Linked DNA regions of Homo sapiens: region 1 is linked to region 2. Evidence: read pairs that join two places in POLR2A ChIA-PET (ENCODE). Cell type or tissue: Panc1. All regions are shown on one strand.

Evidence for each region. ChIA-PET counts read pairs that join two places held together with the same protein. Peaks named below come from ENCODE experiments on the same cell type or tissue, not always from the same donor. Only the 100,000 strongest peaks of a DNase experiment are listed, where the experiment ranks them.
Region 1: POLR2A ChIA-PET joins it to region 2 with 7 read pairs; 4 of 35 experiments call an interaction of 5 or more read pairs at or near these places.

Annotation. Positions count from the first base shown.
Region 1 is chr1:67,688,782-67,692,781 of GRCh38, forward strand. No RefSeq gene overlaps it. Among named protein-coding and RNA genes, the nearest start is that of GADD45A, 5.6 kb to the left of the region's middle. RefSeq lists a silencer at 845-1,139. In Panc1, no CTCF peak of the experiment used is centred here; no DNase peak of the experiment used is centred here; H3K4me3 peaks cover 356 bases; H3K27ac peaks cover 3,042 bases.
Region 2 is chr1:67,205,456-67,209,455 of GRCh38, forward strand. IL23R (interleukin 23 receptor) reads left to right here. Exons shown (of 11, transcript NM_144701.3): 6 at 1,455-1,600. Among named protein-coding and RNA genes, the nearest start is that of IL23R, 41 kb to the left of the region's middle. In Panc1, no CTCF peak of the experiment used is centred here; no DNase peak of the experiment used is centred here.

The DNA.
Region 1 (4,000 bases), 480 kb after region 2:
CGGGGCTGAAAAGGAAGGTGGGGATTAGGCCCAGGCTGTGAAGGCATTCTGTGTTACCCTTATGCATTTGGGCTTCCTTCTGTAAACTTCAGGCAGATAGCGGAGCCCCTGAAGGAAGTGGCATGATCAGTGTTCTAGGAAAGTAACACCGGGGTCTGTGAAAGATGATTATTGGGATGAGCAGCTGTAGGTGACAAGGCCAGTTAGGAAGTGACTAAGAATCCAAGGTTGTGCATTTTGCAGAACCATTTTTACAGAGCAAACAGGGAAGTGGCCAGGCAAGGTTTTTTGCTGCCCCTAGTCTCTTCCTAAAGCTTTGTGCTTTCCAGCTGAACATTTCTATGGTTCTGAGGGGTCTGCTTAAATTCTATCAGATGGAATAGATGGCAGAGAAGAAAAGCAAAAGAAAAGTCTTCAGTAGAACAATCATTTTTAGTTAGAACAGTCACTTGATAATTAACTCCAACAATCTTGTAGGCATAGACCAAAGAAAGCAAAAATGCTTATGGAGGCAAGGCCTAGCCTTGCTTTTGTCCACAGGAATTTTCTTATCCTATTTCTCAAACCGTCCCCCTTATGGCTCCCCTGCCATCTGTCTTTCATCCTAGTCATGACTACATACAATCAGAAGAAAGGGTAGGGAAAACCCACTAATAGCAACAAAAAGCTCCAAGTTTCTGCATATATTATGAATACATAGCTCCATGAGCCCTTCACCTTGCAAATGACTCTCTTTTCCCACATCTGCTAGAATTGTGGGGTTTTAGGCCTTGTTTAGGCTTCTTGTATCTTTTCACAAGTGACTTTTTCTACATCTGCTAGAAATGTGGGTTTTTAGGCTTATTTAGGCTTCTTGTATCTTTTTAAAATCCAGTGCCCACTCCAAAACATAACTGGTATTTAATATTTGTTTCTTACATTACCAAAAGATTGAGAGCAGTGAGTTTTAAATAGCAAGGTGTTTTGCCTTCCCATTGAAGTAAGGTTTTTTTCAGCCCTTTTTCACAACGATTTGGTAAGAACCCTCTTGCAGAGATGAATGAATTAAAGTGGAGACACACAGTGGATAAAGCTGGTTTGCTTAGTGGAACGAGCACAGTAGCAGCTAGCCTTGATTAGTCCTTCTTCATCCTGTTTTACTCATGTAAAATGGAGATAAGATTACCTATCTTGCAGACTTGTGGCCTCTCCTACAACTCTGCAACCTCCCTCAAGGCAGGTAATGTCTGGTTCATTATTGTAGCCCAGTAGTGGACACAAGTGCCAGCAAGCAGTAGGTGCTGAATTAATATTTATTGAATAAATGAATGATTAGAAATAATGAATACAAACTACCTGGCACATGATAGGTGCTCAATGGAGTGTGGCTGTTTCTAAAACCCAGGTGATAGCAATAGGAAAACTTAAGGCATCAGAGAGATCTGTGTTATGACATGTACATCTATATAACTATGTTTTTCAAAAAGAATTTTTGATCTTTATTCTAAATTCATAATGCTTAGAGATATGTAATAGTACTTATACATTCTTCAGATTGTTTTGAGGAAAATCTCAACAATTACTGTAATGCCATTTGGTTTCTTCAAAAATTTTAAACTCTTGTTTTTCTTTCCTGATTGAGCATAACATAAAGTTAACACAGCATTGAAAAACCCAATCATGAAACAGTTAATTTTAAACAAATATAAAATTACCTGGATGGCTTCTATCTCTAATTGATGCAAATATTCTTTAGTCGTTGCCTTAAAAACCATTAAATGTACTTATTGCAAGCTACGTTACAACAAGAACAGAAATCCCCTCATCTACCTAAGGTGTATTGAATGTTGAAAAGTGGAAAATACCTAATTTTTCCACTGGCAACTTCACCTCAGTGTCATAAATAGCATTGCTTCCTCCTTTCCACACTTAACCTAGGATCTTGGTAAGTTAAACTTTTATAATGAAAGGACCCATGAAAGTAGCTAATCTCCTATAATACATACCTTAGTTCCCAAATAAAGAAAAAAGGGTCATTTTTTAGGAAAGAATTATTTGTATACTGTCAATTGAAATATTTCCAAAGCATGTTTTGAGATGCCTTACTGGAGCCCTTGTGAAATAATTGCTTAATTTTCATTTATATAGGTAGAATTTTATTCTTTGATATGTGGTAAAAGACTGAAATTTGGGAGATAAGTTCTCTTCAAATGAACAAAACTCAGTGGCATGATTTGACACCAAGTAAGTATCCCTCAAAGAAGTGAATACTTTTTTTCTTTTTAACAATACTTTGGTAAACATAAGAACCTCTGTGAAAAGGTCGTATTCATGAAAACCACCAAGAAATATTAAGTGAGTGCTTACTGTGGACAAGGGACTATGCTGGCTATATTGAAGTCTACCAAAAAAAAAAAAAAAAAAAATCAGACACACACTCTGGCCTCAAGGACTTCGTATCACTACATAAATACAAAACAGAAAATTACCAGCAACGTAAGAAAGGCCCAGAGAACTGTTCTGGAAGTTCAAAGGATAGAAATCTCCAGAAGGCATATAGGAATGGAATGGAGAAAAAGGTTGTAAACTCTTTGTTCATAAGCTAGCATCGTATTTTGCAAACAGCACAAAAATGTGATCGATTGATTGAATATTGAATATAATTTTGCTAGGTGCTATGAAGAATACAAAGATGTAGCCTATTAGAGCATTTCTCCTTAAGTTGACAATCTATAAGGAAATCATTAAGCACATTAAAAAAAAGATAAGCTTGTTCATTTCAATCATGCTGCTTATTGAATGCCTATCATTTTCCTGGCACTATGTTAGGTCCCAAGGCCACAAAGGTGAAAAAGCAGCCACCTTTAAGGATATGTACAATTTAGTAGGGATACCTGATACCTGTAATACTAGGTGACAAGTGATAATGAGGTATATTCAAGACCTAAGTGTTCCTGGGGCCAGGGAATGTTTGCCAGGTTCAGTGAGACCTGAAAGATGAAGAGATCTGCCAGGTGAATGTGAAGGGCATTTACTCCAGGAGGAGGAACTATAGCTCAGGAAGGTACACACTGAAGGCATGTTTGGAGCTAGCTTTTGGGTGACAGCAACACTCATACAAGATTTACTACATCCTGAGCACTGATCTAAGCATTTTATCAACAGGAACTCATTAGCACTCTCAACAACCCTGTGGGAGTAGGTACTATTATTAGCCCCATTTTGAAGGTGAAAATACTGACACACAGAGATCTTAAGTTGCCCAGAATCATACTGTAAGTGGCAAGACCAGGATGCAAACATGTCCTCCAGTGATGGGTGATGGAGTGGGAAAGATGGTAGAAACCAGAGCATGATTTTCTGGCAGGCCAAGCTTCTTTTCTACTAGGTGATAGAAAGCCATTAAAATTAATTGGTAAAACTAAGAGAAGAGACAGATGCTGTCACCACCAAGAGACAGACAATGAAAAGATGATGCTATAGCTTACAAAGTCCTAATGTGGGGGTGGAAACTGGTAGCCAAGAGAAATTTGGATCACACAATATATAACAATTTTTAAAGATCAGTTGTAAACATTTAAAAATGGGAAAATCTCTTAGCAAAATCCAGACTTTTATTGTTTCTTGAAAATGTGCTATACTGGCAACCGTAGGTCCATACTGCGTGGTGGCAATTCGCTGGAGCCAATAGGAGGCCCCTCCCTTTTGGACTTGGATTTCCAGTTTGCCACAGACCTCACCCCTCCCTGTTATAACTCTAGTTTGCTGGACTCATGTAAGCTTCCCTCCCTCATCCTATTAGGCATCTGAGATCCACCCTTCGCCCCCACCCCACCGACTCAGACTGGGGCTTAGAATCTTCCTGTGTAAAATGAAGTGTTTACACTATCAGAATTTCTCAAACTGTTTGGATGAAATAAGGCCCTGAGGTGCTTGTTAAAAATATAACTTTCAAGAGCCATTCCCAGAAGCTTTAGATTAAGTGGGGCTGGAATAAGGCTCAGAATTTATTTTTCCTGAT
Region 2 (4,000 bases):
TTCTTTGTTAAATAGTACAGCTATCAAAGTCATAGGTTTTCATTGTTCCTTAGGGGAGAAATGGAAAGTGTTAATGATTCTATTCTGTTCAGACAAAACAAACTTACAAGTATTTACACAGTTTAGAAACATAGCGATTCCAACTATATACCTCCTACTATAACAAAACAACTAATAAAATAACCAATCAGAATTTCAGTTCCTTCTGTGAAGGTTATTATTATAGAACATGCCAACAATTTACAAAGCCTTAGAGTCTTATGAGATCTGCTTTCTTCAAATAAAATTTCAAGGAAGGACAGATTTATTTTAAAGGAGAACAAAACAAGTTAGCAATAGATATAAATATTCATATGTTTCCCTAATACACAAGAGAAGGAGAAGATTATTGTGATAAAAGATCTGAATTGAACATCCATCTTTCTTTCTTTCTTTCTTTCTTTCTTTCTTTCTTTCTTTCTTTCTTTCTTTTTCTTTCTTTCTTTCTCTTTTTTTTTCTTTCTTTCTTTCTTGCTCTTTCTGTCTCTTCCTTTCTTTCTCTTTTCCTTCCTCCTTTCCCTTCCTTTCTTTCTTTTTTGACAGAGTCTCGCTCCGCCACCCAGGCTGGAGTGCAGTGGCATGATCTCAGCTCACTGTAACCTCTGCCTCCCGGGTTCAAGCGATCCTCCTGCCTCAGCCTCCTGAGTAGCTGGGATTGGCACGCACCACCACCACGCCGGGCTAATTTTTTCTGTTTTTAGTAGAGACAGGGTTTTGCCACGACGACCAGGCTGGTCTCAAACTCCTGACCTTAAGTGATCTGCCCACCTCGGCCTCCCAAATGCTGGGAATACAGACATGAGCCACCATGCCCAGCCTTTCTTTCTTTTTTTTGAGACAAGCTCTCATTCTGTCGTCCAGGGTGGAGTACAGTTGCACCATCATGGCTCACTGCAACCTTGAACTCCTGGGCTCAAGTGACCCTCCCATCTCAGCCTCCTGAGTAGTTGGAATTTCAGGCACACATCACCACACCTGGCTCAATTTAACATCTTTTCAAATCTGATCATCTGAACTAAATTTGGGTGCATATCATCTCTCCTCGAACAGATGGAGGGAAGAGGGGATAGCTCCTTTATCTCATTTTTATACTCTTTTGTTAACAAGGCTAGGCTCTGGAATTTTATTAGTTAGGATTGTAAGGGAGTGAAAGGTGGGGGAAAGACAGGACTATTAGAGTTCAGTTTTTTTTTTTTTAATGGGGAATGGGCTGAATAGAATTTTCCTTAACAGCAGTTTTCTTCTATGTAACAAATTAGCAAATAAGAAAATGTCCATAATTGTTCATTAGACCATGAATTTTATTTTTTTTTACTTTGAGCTTTCTCATATCTAGATATTGACGAAAAGATGCCAGTTTCTCCCTAGGCAAGTTTTAAACAGCCAGGTCTTTTTTTTTTTTTTTTTTTTTCTAGTGATACCTTCTGCAGCCGTCATTTCCAGGGCTGAGACTATAAATGCTACAGTGCCCAAGACCATAATTTATTGGGATAGTCAAACAACAATTGAAAAGGTTTCCTGTGAAATGAGATACAAGGCTACAACAAACCAAACTTGGAATGTAAGCTCAACTTTCATTATGCTTTAGCATGTGAATGAATGATTTAAAAGCCAACCATCAGTGGCTACAGTGGACTTATTATGTCTATTTTACATGTTTTTAATCTGATTGTTTGCATGATATTCAAGCCACTTTAGTTTTTGTTTTATAATTTCAACTTTTATTTTAGATTCGGGGGCACATGTGCAGGTTTGTTACCTGGATATATTGCATGGTATTGAGGTTTGGGGTATGATTGATCCTGTCACCCAGGTGCTAAGCATAGTTACCAATAATTTGCTTTTCAACCCTTGCCTTCCTACCTTCCTCCACACTCTAGTGTGGTCCCCAGTGTCTATTATTGCCATCTTTATGTCCATGAGTACCTGATATGATTTGGCTGCATCCCCACCAAATCGCAACTTGAATTGTGTCTCCCAGAATTCCCAGGTGTTGTGGGAGGGACCCAGGGGGAGGTAATTGAATCATGGAGGCCAGTCTTTCCCACACTAGTCTCGTGATAGTGAATAAGTCTCACGAGATCTGATGCGTTTATCAGAGGTTTCCGCTTTTGCTTCTTCCTCATTTTCTCTTGCCACCACTAAGTAAGAAGAGCCTTTTGCCTCCCACCATGATTCTGAGGCCTTACCAGCCATGTGGAACTGTAAGTCCAATTAAACCTCTTTTTCTTCCTAGTCTTGGGTATGTCTTTATCATTAGCATGAAAATGGATTAATACAGTAAATTGGTACCAGTAGAGTGGGGCATTGCTTAAAAGATACCCGAAAATGTGGAAGCAACTTTGGAACTGGGTAATAGGCAGAAATTGGAACAGTTTGAAGGGCTCAGAAGAAGACAGGAAAATGTGGGAAATTTGGAACTTCCTGGAGACTTGTTGAATGGCTTTGCCCAAAATGCTGATAGCAATATGGACAATAAAATCTAGGCTGGGGTGGTCTCAGATGGAGATGAGGAACTTGTTAGGAACTGGAGGAAAGGTGACTCTTGTTATGTTTTAGCAAAGAGACTGGCAGCATTTTGCCCCTGCCCTAGAGATCTGTGGAACTTTGAACTCGAAAGATGATTTAGGGTGTCTGGTAGAAGAAATTTCTACGCAGCAAAGCATTCAAGTGGTGATTTGGGTACTATTAAAGGCATTCAGTTTTAAAAGGGAAACAGAACATAAAAGTTCAGAAAATTTGTGGCCTGACTATGCAATAGAAAAGAAAAACCCATTCTGGGGGGGAGAAATTCAAGCCAGCTGCAGAAGTTTGCACAAGTAGCAAGGAGCCTAATGTTAATTCCCTAGACCATGGGGAAAATGTCTCCAGGCCACATCAGAGACCTTTACAGCAGCCCCTCCCATCACGGGCTTGGAGGCCCAGGAGAAAAAAGTGGTTTCATGGGCTGGGACCAGGGTCACTGTGCTGTGTGCAGCTTAGGGACTTGGTGCCCTGTGTCCCAGCTGCTCCAACCATGGCTCAAAGGGCCAACATCCAGCTTGGGCTGTGGCTTCAGAAGGTGGAAGCCCCAAGCTTTGACAGCTTCCACATGGTGTTGAGCCTGCGGGTACACAGAAGTCAGAATTGAGGTTTGGGAACCTCCACCTAGATTTCAGAAGATGTATGGAAATGCCTGGATGGCCAGGTGAAAGTTTGCTGCAGGGACGGGGCCCTCATGGAGAACCTCTGGTAGGGCAGTGTGGAAGCAAAATGTGGGGTCTGAGCCTCCACACAGAGTCCCTAGTGGGGCATTGCCTAGTGGAGCTGTGAGAAGAGGGCCACCATCCTCCAGATTCCAGAATGGTAGATCCACCAACAGCTTGAACCGTGCACCTGGAAAAGTTGCAGACACTCAATACCAGCCCATGAAAGCAGCTGGGAGGGAGACTGTACCCTGCAAAGTCACAGGGTTGGAGCTGCCCAAGACCATGGGAACCCACCTCTTTTATCAGCATAACCTGGATGAGAGACATGGAATAAAAGAAGATCATTTGGGAGCTTTAAAGTTGCCCTGCTGGATTTTGGACTTGCATGGGCGCTGTAACCCCTTTGTTTTGGCCAATTTCTCCCATTTGGAATGGCTGTATTACCTAATACCTGTACCCTCATTGTATCTAGGAAGTAACTAACTTGCTTTTGATTTTATAGGCTCATAGGTGGAAGGGACTTGCCTTGTCTCAGATGAGACTTTGGACTGTGGACTTTTGGGTTAATGCTGAAATGAGTTATGACTTTGGGGGACAATTGGGAAGGCATAGTTGGTTTTGAAATGTGAGGACACGAATTTGGAGGGGCCAGGGATGGAATGACATGGTTTTGCTGTGCCCCCATCAAATCTCAACTTGAATTGTATCTCCCAGAATTCCCACATGTTGTGGGAGGGAGCCAGGGGAGGTAATTGAATCCTGGGAGCCCGTCT